Regions from separate parts of the Homo sapiens genome. Here region 1 is linked to region 2. A link is a contact called in ENCODE Hi-C data. All regions are on one chromosome and are shown on one strand. The core of a region is the stretch at or near the end of the contact, and the rest is flanking DNA. Distances in the headings are between cores, read along the strand shown.

Evidence for each region. Hi-C counts contacts between places; a loop is a spot of excess contacts on that map. Pooled maps may share reads with other maps.
Region 1: a loop to region 2 is called in a map with no recorded cell type, with 13 times the contacts of the local background. The contact joins the promoter of HAGH here to the promoter of CIAO3 in region 2. A Hi-C loop is called at or near these places in 2 of 37 single-sample maps with no recorded cell type and 2 of 50 pooled maps.

Annotation. Positions count from the first base shown.
Region 1 is chr16:1,821,480-1,828,556 of GRCh38, forward strand. It overlaps HAGH (hydroxyacylglutathione hydrolase), which reads right to left and starts at 5,346. Exons shown (of 9, transcript NM_005326.6): 1 at 5,233-5,346; 2 at 1,386-1,558; 3 at 821-885. The coding sequence starts at 5,308. FAHD1 (fumarylacetoacetate hydrolase domain containing 1) reads left to right here and starts at 5,727. Exons shown (of 1, transcript NM_031208.4): 1 at 5,727-7,077. The coding sequence starts at 5,760. The coding sequence ends at 6,425. RefSeq lists enhancers at 2,423-2,492, 5,757-5,946 and a silencer at 4,697-5,666.
Region 2 is chr16:739,594-742,246 of GRCh38, forward strand. CIAO3 (cytosolic iron-sulfur assembly component 3) reads right to left here and starts at 1,404. Exons shown (of 11, transcript NM_022493.3): 1 at 1,327-1,404; 2 at 50-145. The coding sequence starts at 1,392. RefSeq lists silencers at 730-1,029, 1,400-1,459, 1,530-1,809 and an enhancer at 951-1,546.

The DNA of each region.
Region 1 (7,077 bases), core at 4,096-6,595, 1.1 Mb after region 2:
GAAGTAAGTCTCTCTAGCTTTGAAGAGCCTCAAAAATTTCTAAAAGCCAAACAACGGCCTTGAGCAGGCAATGCCAGCCCTAGAACCCAGACAGGGCATTTTATTCATCCATTTTCAAGGATTTTTAAAAACCCAACCTCTCCAGATATGGCTGCTTGTCTTTGTTTTTTTTGAGACGGAGTCTCGCTCTGTCACCCAGGCTGGAGTGCAATGCCACGATCTTGGCTCACGGCAACCTCCGCCTCCCGGGTTCAAGTGATTCTCCTGCTTCAGCCTCCCGAGTAGCTGAGATTACAGGCGCCCACCACCACGCCCAGTTAATTTTTGTATTTTCGGTAGAGACTGGGTTTCACCGTGTTGGCCAGGCTGGTCCTGACCTCAAGTGACCCAACTACCTCAGCCTCCCAAAGTGCTGGGATTATAGGCATGAGCCACCGTGCCCGGCTGGCTGCTTGTTTTTTTTTGTTTTTTTGTTTTTTTTTTTTTTAAAAACCACTCACCTGTAGACTCATTTCCTCCCCAACATTGAGGCCAACGTGCCAGGGCACAAACCCGCATGGCCCAGGAGAGAGCCGGGGGGTGGGGCCTGAGGGTAAGGCTGTAACCTTCTCCCCTCACCCTCGGGGCCTCAGAGTCACTGAGCACCAGACTTGCCCCTTGGGGGCTACGGTGAGTCCCGGGTCTTTCTCAGAAGTCTGCTGGGGGCTTGTCCTCACAAAGCAGACAGAGCCGTGGGGGGAGACAGGCCTTGATGTCCCTAAACCCACCGGGGCGAGAAGTGAGCCAGGTCCCACACCCCCAGGTGAGACGCGGCACTTACCAGTGGTGGTGGGTGGTGAGCACTGTGGTCAGTTTCACCCCGTGCTTTCTCGCCGCGTCCACGACCTGCAGTGGCCCCGGGGAAGGACAAAGGCCTGTCACACTCCTAGGCCTGGCTTGCTGGCCTATATGGTAGGGTGCCCAGCAGAACCCAGGACACGCCATGAGGGGCCGCTGACATGGCCCGTCCTGACCCTGCCAGCTTGCCCTGCTCCAGGAGAGCCAGTGAAAGCACCTTCTCCTTCCTGCTCAGCCTGACACTCTTGCAACCACCTACGACCGCTCCAAGCCCCTCCAGCTCTGAGGGCACCACCCCCAGAGGCAGCATGCAGGGGCAGAAAGCCCCCAAGAAGACTCAAGTGCCCAGGATTGTACTGCACAGCGCTTTCTGTGTCACTGCCTCTCGCCTCCACCCTTCTTGGAGCCCTGTTAACAGAGTGGCCGGAGACTAATTTCCATTTAGCTTAGGCAAAGTTGCAAGGACACTGCGGTTAGGAAACCCATCGGGGGTGAGGACTCCGAGCTGGGTGACCAGGGCAGGGAGAGCCAGGCACAGCCATGCGCACCTTCTGGGGCTGCACCGGATCCACAATGGCAGCCTCCTTGGTCTCATCATCAATGACCAGGTACATGTAGTTGTCGGTCAGGGCAGGCAGCACCTCTACCTTCATGGTGCCCTCGTCCACGGTCAGGTTCTTCCGCAAATCTGTGTGGCAGAAAACTCCCAGCAGGGCTGGACCTGCAGACACAGAGCACAACTCAGCGGGCAGCCGCGCCAGGCCCTCCACGACAGGACGCGCAAGCTGCAGTGCTTCCCAGCCTTTCTAGGTTCCTTTGAAAAGGAATATTCTGGCCAGGTATGGTGGTTCTTGCCGGGAATCCCAGCGCTTTAAGAGACTGAGATGGGAGGACTGCTTGAGGGCAGGAGTTTGAGACCAGCCTGGGCAACATAGCAAGACCTTGTCTTTTTTTTTTTCTTTTTTTTTTGAGACGGAGTCTCGCTCTGTCGCCCAGGCTGGAGTGCAGTGGCGCGATCTCGGCTCACTGCAAGCTCCGCCTCCCAGGTTCACGCCGTTCTCCTGTCTCAGCCTCCTGAGTAGCTGGGACTACAGACGCCCGCCACCATACCCGGCTAATTTTTTGTATTTTTTAGTAGAGACGGGTTTCATGGTGTTAGCCAGGATGGTCTCGATCTCCTGACCTTGTGATCCGCCCACCTCGGCCTCCCAAAGTGCTGGGATGACAGGTGTGAGCCACCGCGACCAGCCAAGACCTTGTCTTTGCAAATTTAAAAATTAGCCAGGCATGGTGGTGCATGCCTGTGGTCCCAGCTACTCCGGAGGCTGAGGCAGGAGGATCACTTGAGCCCAGGAGTTTGAGGCTGCAGTGAGCTATGACTGTGCCACTGCACTCCAGCCTGGGTGACAAGACAATAACCTGTTCCTTAAAAAAAAAAAAAAAAAAAAAAAAAAAAAGGAATATCTTCATATATCCCTGAGGAGAACACAGGAACTAACTCATGCTCACATTCATGGAAATCAATTGTTTCAGACTTACGATCTCTATTTTCTTTTTTGAGAACTCTAAAAGGACAGGAAGGCCAGCTTGTGATTGTGAGGCGAACCACTGCCAGTGCTGGATTATTCACACCCCGGACTCAGGGACAGAATGTGAAGAAGGGAACACAGACTAGGGGTGCCCCCGCCTGGCCATCTGCCCTCCAGCAAGCTGTGCTGCCACCACTGACTAAGCGAGCCTGCGTTCCATGCAGTTACAGCCCTTCTCAGCCTCTAGCCAGAAAGAACCAATACTTGACGGCAGGCTGAGGCAGGAGAATTGCTTGAATCCGGGAGGTGAAAGTTTCAGTGAGCCAAGATCGCCCTACTGCACTCCAGCCTGGGCAACAGAGTGAGACAGTCTCAAAAAAAAAAAAAAACAAACAAACAATACTTGCTCTTGAACAGCACGAATCTGAGATATGCACAAAAATCAGCAGTTCCTTTGAGACGGAAAGTTGGCCACAACTGCCCCCAGATTCAAGTGTGGAGGACACAAAACCACCATCCAACTGACCCAAAGGACTCTGCCACAGGGGCCCAGAAGGCCCAAGAGCTGGGAGGAGTGGGTGACCAAGGGACAAAAGTGTCTGCCACCCAGTCGACCAATGCAAAAATATTTTCAGCAATGAAACTCCTACTAAATCTAAAAATACCTGGGGGCCCCGACAATACCTTCAGTTCCGCTCTACACGGGGAAGAAACCACAGAAGGTGGCAGAGGACAGTGCAGTCCTGGGGTAGGTGCCACGGCAGGGGCTTCTCCCAAAAGGGATCCAGAAATGGGCAGCAGCCACCAACTGACAGACACACGCGTCTCCAGGGCCCACCGAAATGCGGAATCCGACCTTATTTCCACAGCCGGGGAAACTGCCCAAACTATAGTTTCAATCACTGCACAAAGATATCCTATTACCCGCCTGACAACCAGCTGGGCATTTTCCAGATCATTCTCCTCAGGAACAATAATACCAAGATTTCTATATGAGCAGCTTCCTGTGTTATTCCCCTTCCCCTTAGCCTCAGCACCACCCCAGCCCAAGGAGCACAACAAGCAGAGTGTGGGTGCTGGGGGCTGCAGGTGGGGTGCAGAAGGGTTGTGACAGGATTCCGAGTGCCGGGCGTCCTCCTGGAAAGGAGCTCCATTACAAACAAGGAGCAGAACATTACAAACAAAAATACTGCCCACGTGCGGTGGCTCACGCCTGTCATCCCAGCACTTTGGGAGGCCGAGGCGGGCGGATCGCGGGGTCAGGAGTTCGAGACCAGCCTGACCAATATGGTGAAACCCTGTCTCTACTAAAAAATACAAAAATTAGCTGGGCGTGGTGGCGAGCGCCTGTAGTCCCAGCTACTCAGGAGGCTGAGGCAGGAGACTCGCTTGAGCCCGGGAGGCAGAGGTTGCAGTGAGCCGAGATTGGCCACTGCACTGCCCAGGCGAAGAAAATGTCATTTACAACTGGTGCTCAGCCTCCCCTGGAGACCATCACAGCCTCCTGAAGAAGCTGACAACCCAGGGAGGTGCCTTTATTTCTGAGGAAAGACGCAGCTGGTGCCAACACCAGCAGAAACCGTATTCCCTTTCCATATCACTCAGCCCAGCACTGCCTGGCAAATGTTCCCGGCTTGCTGTTTTGTAACTGTAATACTTTGTACAAACAGGTCAAGGACCTGCAGCCTGGGGCCTGGACCAAGTCCAGAAACATGTTCGGTTTGGCCCCAAAAACAAAAAAAAATTGAGATATGGTCTCACTCTGTCCCCTAGGCTACAGTGCAGTGGTGCGATCAAGGGTCACTGCAGCCTCGACCTCCTGGACTCAAGCGATCCTCCCACCTCAGCCTCCAAAGTGACTGAGACTACAGTTGTGTGCCACCACGCCCGGCTGATTTTGTTTAGTTTTTGTAGCGATGAGGTCTCAACATGTTGCCAGGCTGGTCTGGAACTCCTGGACTCAAGCGATCCTCCCGCCTCGGCCTCCCAAAGTGCTGGGATGACAGGCGTGCGTCACTGCACTTCTTTTTTAAATCAGGAAGTTTCACAGCATCTTGCTTCCCTTGAACTGGGCGGCACCAAATACGGGGGCTGGGGCCTCCCTTAGAATGGGGTACGCACGCCCTGCCGATGCACACAGTCCCGCTGGAACTCTCTGCCTGGACCCTTATGAATGTCCCTAAAACTGTAATTCTGAGGACCTCAAAATCCATGTCCTTTCCTTAGCAATGGCGACATTCTACCCCCTGCAGAGCCTTGACAGCTTTCGGCGAGATCTGGAAACCGCCAGGGACGCCTCCCTGTCTGCGCCTCCGCCCGCCCAGTGCCCTGCGCTGCGCACCCGCCCGGGGCGCTGGCCTGGCCCGGCCGCGCGACCACCTCGGGCGAATGACACGCCGGGTCCCCAGACGGGGGCTCCGGCGCCGGGCGGGCAGCTCCACCACCGCAGGCGGCGCCGCGAGACCGCGGTCCTTGCAGCGGGGCAGCAGGTGCGGGGTGGGCCAGGCGTCCCGGGGCCCTGCCCGCTGCGCCTCAGAGCCGCGCCCCAGGCTCTCCTCGGCGCCGGCCCGGGCAGGACGCGATGCCCTGGAGGCGTCAGGGGCGCGGCCGGCCCAGCCCGAGCGTGGAGGCCGCGGCGGACGCAGGCCTGGCCCTGCTTACCTAGCGCTTTCCGCACCCGCGGCCCCGCGCCCGCTCCGCGCCAGCCTCAGCGCCTGCGCCGCCTCCGCTCGAGCCCGGCAGCGCGGCCTTAGGCACCTGCGCAACAGACACCGCGTCAGCGGTCGCCAAACGACGGCCCGGCGCCGCCCGCTGCCCGCCCCGCCAGGCCCGCGTCCCCCGGCCCGCACCGCCCCGCCGCACCCACCGAGGCCTCGGCGGGCGCAGGCGGCTCCCAGCGCGGCGAGGCTGCGGCGGCCGAGCAGCCCTCGGCCCACCACCATGACCCGGGCCGGGCTGGACTGCCGAGCTGCCCAGGACTGCAAAACACCGGCGTCGGCGCGTCGCAGCCAATCAGCGCCCGCCTCGCGCTGCCCTCAGCCAATCAGCGTCCACCTCGCACCGTCCGCCAACCAATCAACGCGCTCGCGCTCAACTTGTTTTGTCCGCGAGCCCCGACTGCCACGGGCCGGGAGACGGGCCTGGGAGCGGCGGCGGCGGCCCGAGAGCTGCGCCGGGAGAGCTGTGCCGCGAGCCTCCGCCTCTTTTTTGGCACCGCACAGTGGATCCCTGGAGGCCGAGCGCCACGCCGCCCGGGTACCCGGCAGATCGCGAGGTGGAACGGGCCGTCGCTGCGGGGGACAGCGTTCCGAGGCAGTTGGTCCTCTCCGGGATGCCGTAGGCATCAGCTGACCGGCCCAGCCCACGTGACTACAGGGGCACTTGATGGGAATCATGGCAGCATCCAGGCCATTGTCCCGCTTCTGGGAGTGGGGAAAGAACATCGTCTGCGTGGGGAGGAACTACGCGGACCACGTCAGGGAGATGCGCAGCGCGGTGTTGAGCGAGCCCGTGCTGTTCCTGAAGCCGTCCACGGCCTACGCGCCCGAGGGCTCGCCCATCCTCATGCCCGCGTACACTCGCAACCTGCACCACGAGCTGGAGCTGGGCGTGGTGATGGGCAAGCGCTGCCGCGCAGTCCCCGAGGCTGCGGCCATGGACTACGTGGGCGGCTATGCCCTGTGCCTGGATATGACCGCCCGGGACGTGCAGGACGAGTGCAAGAAGAAGGGGCTGCCCTGGACTCTGGCGAAGAGCTTCACGGCGTCCTGCCCGGTCAGCGCGTTCGTGCCCAAGGAGAAGATCCCTGACCCTCACAAGCTGAAGCTCTGGCTCAAGGTCAACGGCGAACTCAGACAGGAGGGTGAGACATCCTCCATGATTTTTTCCATCCCCTACATCATCAGCTATGTTTCTAAGATCATAACCTTGGAAGAAGGAGATATTATCTTGACTGGGACGCCAAAGGGAGTTGGACCGGTTAAAGAAAACGATGAGATCGAGGCTGGCATACACGGGCTGGTCAGTATGACATTTAAAGTGGAAAAGCCAGAATATTGAGTTATTTCTTAACAAGTTTCGAGAGAGAAGGGAGCAAGACAAGAGCAAGCAACGGCTATTAAATGTCACAATCCTTTAATTAGAAACCATTTATTGGCCGGACGCGGTGGCTCACGCCTGTAATCGCAGCACTTTGGGAGGCCGAGGCGGGCGGCTCACGACGTCAGGAGATCCAGACCATCTTGGCTAACAGGGTGAAACCCCGTCTCTACTAAAAATACAAAAAATTAGCCGGGCGTGGTGGCGGGCGCCTGTAGTCCCAGCTACTCTGGAGGCTGAGGCAGGAGAATCAATTGAACCCGGGAGGCGGAGCTTACAGTGAGCTGAGATTGCGCCACTGTACTCCTGGGCAACAGCGAGACTCCGTCTCAAAAAAAAAAAAAAAAAAAGAAACCATTTATTTTAAAAATGATTAGATTGCTATGCCTCAACTCATAGAAGATGAACCCTTCAAGAAAACGTGAAGTAGAACGGGTGGGCCAGAAATGAAAACAGGCAAGTAAAGTATTTCTTCGGAAAACATTTTATCAAACCAAATGTTAAAAAGACTTTCCTTTTGTAAAACTGGATTAGAGAAGACTTTTCAGTGGGTTATCTCTAGGATGATCAGTAGTTCAGCACTTAAAAACTGCAGAGAAAACTGAAAGTTATG
Region 2 (2,653 bases), core at 154-2,653:
TCGGATCAGCCGGGCAGGAGAGATGGTGGAGCAGCCTCCTGTGCCTTACTTGGTTAATTTGGAAGTAGCTCCCGTCATCTTCAATGCGAATCTTGGCCACGCCACTTCCCGCCCTTTTTTCCACTTTGACAGGCTTGATGCACTCCTAGAGCAGGAAGAGACCCCAAATCAGCCCCTGTGAGTGGGCGGAGGTTCCCTGGGAGGCCAGGCCTCAAGGATGGCTGCCCAGCCGCACAGCCTGAAGGCTCTGCCAGGAGCCATGCACTCAGGGACTGAGGCTGGTCCCACCGTCTTCTTCCTGCCCCACTGCTCTCACCCAGGGATCGGGTTCCCAACATCCTGCGGCACTGAAGTTCCCAGTGTGCAGGAAGGCCAGTGCTAACAGCGCCTGCAAACTACCCACCTGCGGAGACACCACCAACACTGACCTTCACCCTTCACGTGAACAGGGGGCGTGACCACCACAGAGACCAGAGTTGCACTGCCCATCGAGAGGACGTGTGCTTGGATCTGTTTGGAGACCACCTCCTGCTCAGTGCCCGGGAAACAAGTGGATTTCTCTCTCTTCTCCTTGAGAACCCTGGCAGCCCAGAAAGCCGCCTCCCAGCTCATCCCTGCCGGAAGCGCTCCCAGCAGCCCGCCTCTCGCCCTGCTCAGCTCTGGCCCCGCGGGGCTGTTGGACATGGACAGGCAGGTGCACCCAGAAAAGGGCGCCTGCAGCCTCCCGGGTTCAAGGGTAGCTGTCCGGCCCACCAGGGCGACGTTAAGGACAGCTCTACTGAGGAGCCACTGCGGGGCGTCTAGCGGGCCGCCCCTACTGCCCTCAAATGAGGTGGGGTCCCCACCGCACCCGTTTATGCAGATGCAAAGGCTGTGGCTTGGGGGTCCTGAGGCCTGACAAGGCGTCCTGCGCAGGGGAAGGGGAAGAGGCCCCGGCCCGGGCCCCGCCGCCCTCCAGCTGCGACCCAGGGGTCGGGTTAGGGTTAGGGATGTGTGGGAGCCGCCTCTGCTGCCTCCTCTGGGTTGGGCAGGCCGGCGCGAGCCCGCGACCACGGGACCCTCCCACGCAGCCCGCCCGGACACCATGGGGCACAGGAGCGGGTTGGGGGGCGCCGCCCTCCCTGGCCTCAGTTTCCTTGTTGGTAAGAAGCGGGCCTCAGTGTCTGAGGCCCCGCGCCCGGGTCGATAGAGTCCCTGACGGCCCAGACCGGGCTCCCGGGATTCGGATCTCATTCCTCAGGGGAGGAAGTGGGGCGCAGAGCAATTTCCCTCCGCGCGACAGGGCACCGAGCGCAGCCTCGACCCCGCCCGCCCAGGCCGGCCCACCTGAGACGGCCCGATGAAGTCATCCAGGTCCGTCAGCTGCAGCGCCCCGCTGAAGGGCGACGCCATGACGGCCGCACTGCCGCCGCGCGCAGGTGTCGCTAAACGGCGCGAAACGAAGTGGCTGGTTCCGCCACGCTGCCGGAAAGCGCCCCCAGGACGCATGCGCACCTCGTCCCGGGGCCGGCGCCCTCTGCTGACGAGCCCCGGCGCTGCGGCTCCCCGCCCACCTCGCGGGAACCCGGGACCTACCGCTTCGTCCACCTCCCGCGCGCCCCAGGCCCCGGGTTGGGGTGCAGGGGGCGCAGGGGTTGGTCGGGCCAGCGCCGCAGCTCCGGCCCCGGAGTCTCTCCGCCTTCACAAGGAAGCGGAGGGGATCTGGCTCCGTCCATTTCCTCATCCTCTGCGTACCTGCGGACCAGGTGCTCCCGGATGCAACCCAAGAACCCGGAACGCGCCTGGCACACAGGAGGCGCTCAGCTCGTGTTGGGGAATTCAGGCAGGGAAGAAAGCATGGATAGGCACGAGGTCTCCCCTTCCTGGGGAGCCGCTCCCAGGGCCTCCAGCCCCTTTTTCTGTTATCTTGGAGACCAGTCTGGAAAAGTCCATGCCCCTGGGAGACCCTGAAACAGGACCCTGTGGGCCGACTCGCTTTTCGTTTTTTTCTTTTTTTGAGACAGAGTCTCGCTCTGTCGTCCAGGCTGGAGTGCAATGGCGCGATCTCGGCTCACTGCAAGCTCTACCTCCTGGGTTCAAGCGATTCTCCTGCCTCAGCCTCCCGAGTAGCTGGGACTACAGGCGCCCACCACCACGCCCGGCTAATTTTTTGTATTTTTAGTAGAGACGGGGTTTCACCGTGTTAGCCAGGATGGTCTCGAACTCCTGACCTCGTGATCTGCCCGCCTCAGCTTCCCAAAGTGCTGGGATTACAGGCGTGAGCCACCGCGCCCGACCCCGACTCACTTTTTTTTTTTTCTTTTTTGAGACAGAGTCTCACTCTGTTGCCCAGGCTGGAGTGCAGTGGCGCGATCTCGGCTCACTGCAACCTCTGCCGCCTGGGTTCAAGCAATTCTCCTGCCTCAGCTTCCCGAGTAGCTGGGATTACAGTCACCTGCCATTGCATCCGGCTAATGTTTGTAGTTTTAATTAGAGACTGGGTTTCACCATGTTGGCCAGGCTGGTCTTGAACTCCTTACCTAGTGATCCACCCACCTCAGCCTCCCAAAGCGCTGGGATTACGGGCATGAGCCACCGCGCCTGGCCAGTTACATGTATATCTGGCATCATATGGCCAGTTACATGTCTAATGGCCAGTTTTATGGGGACTTTT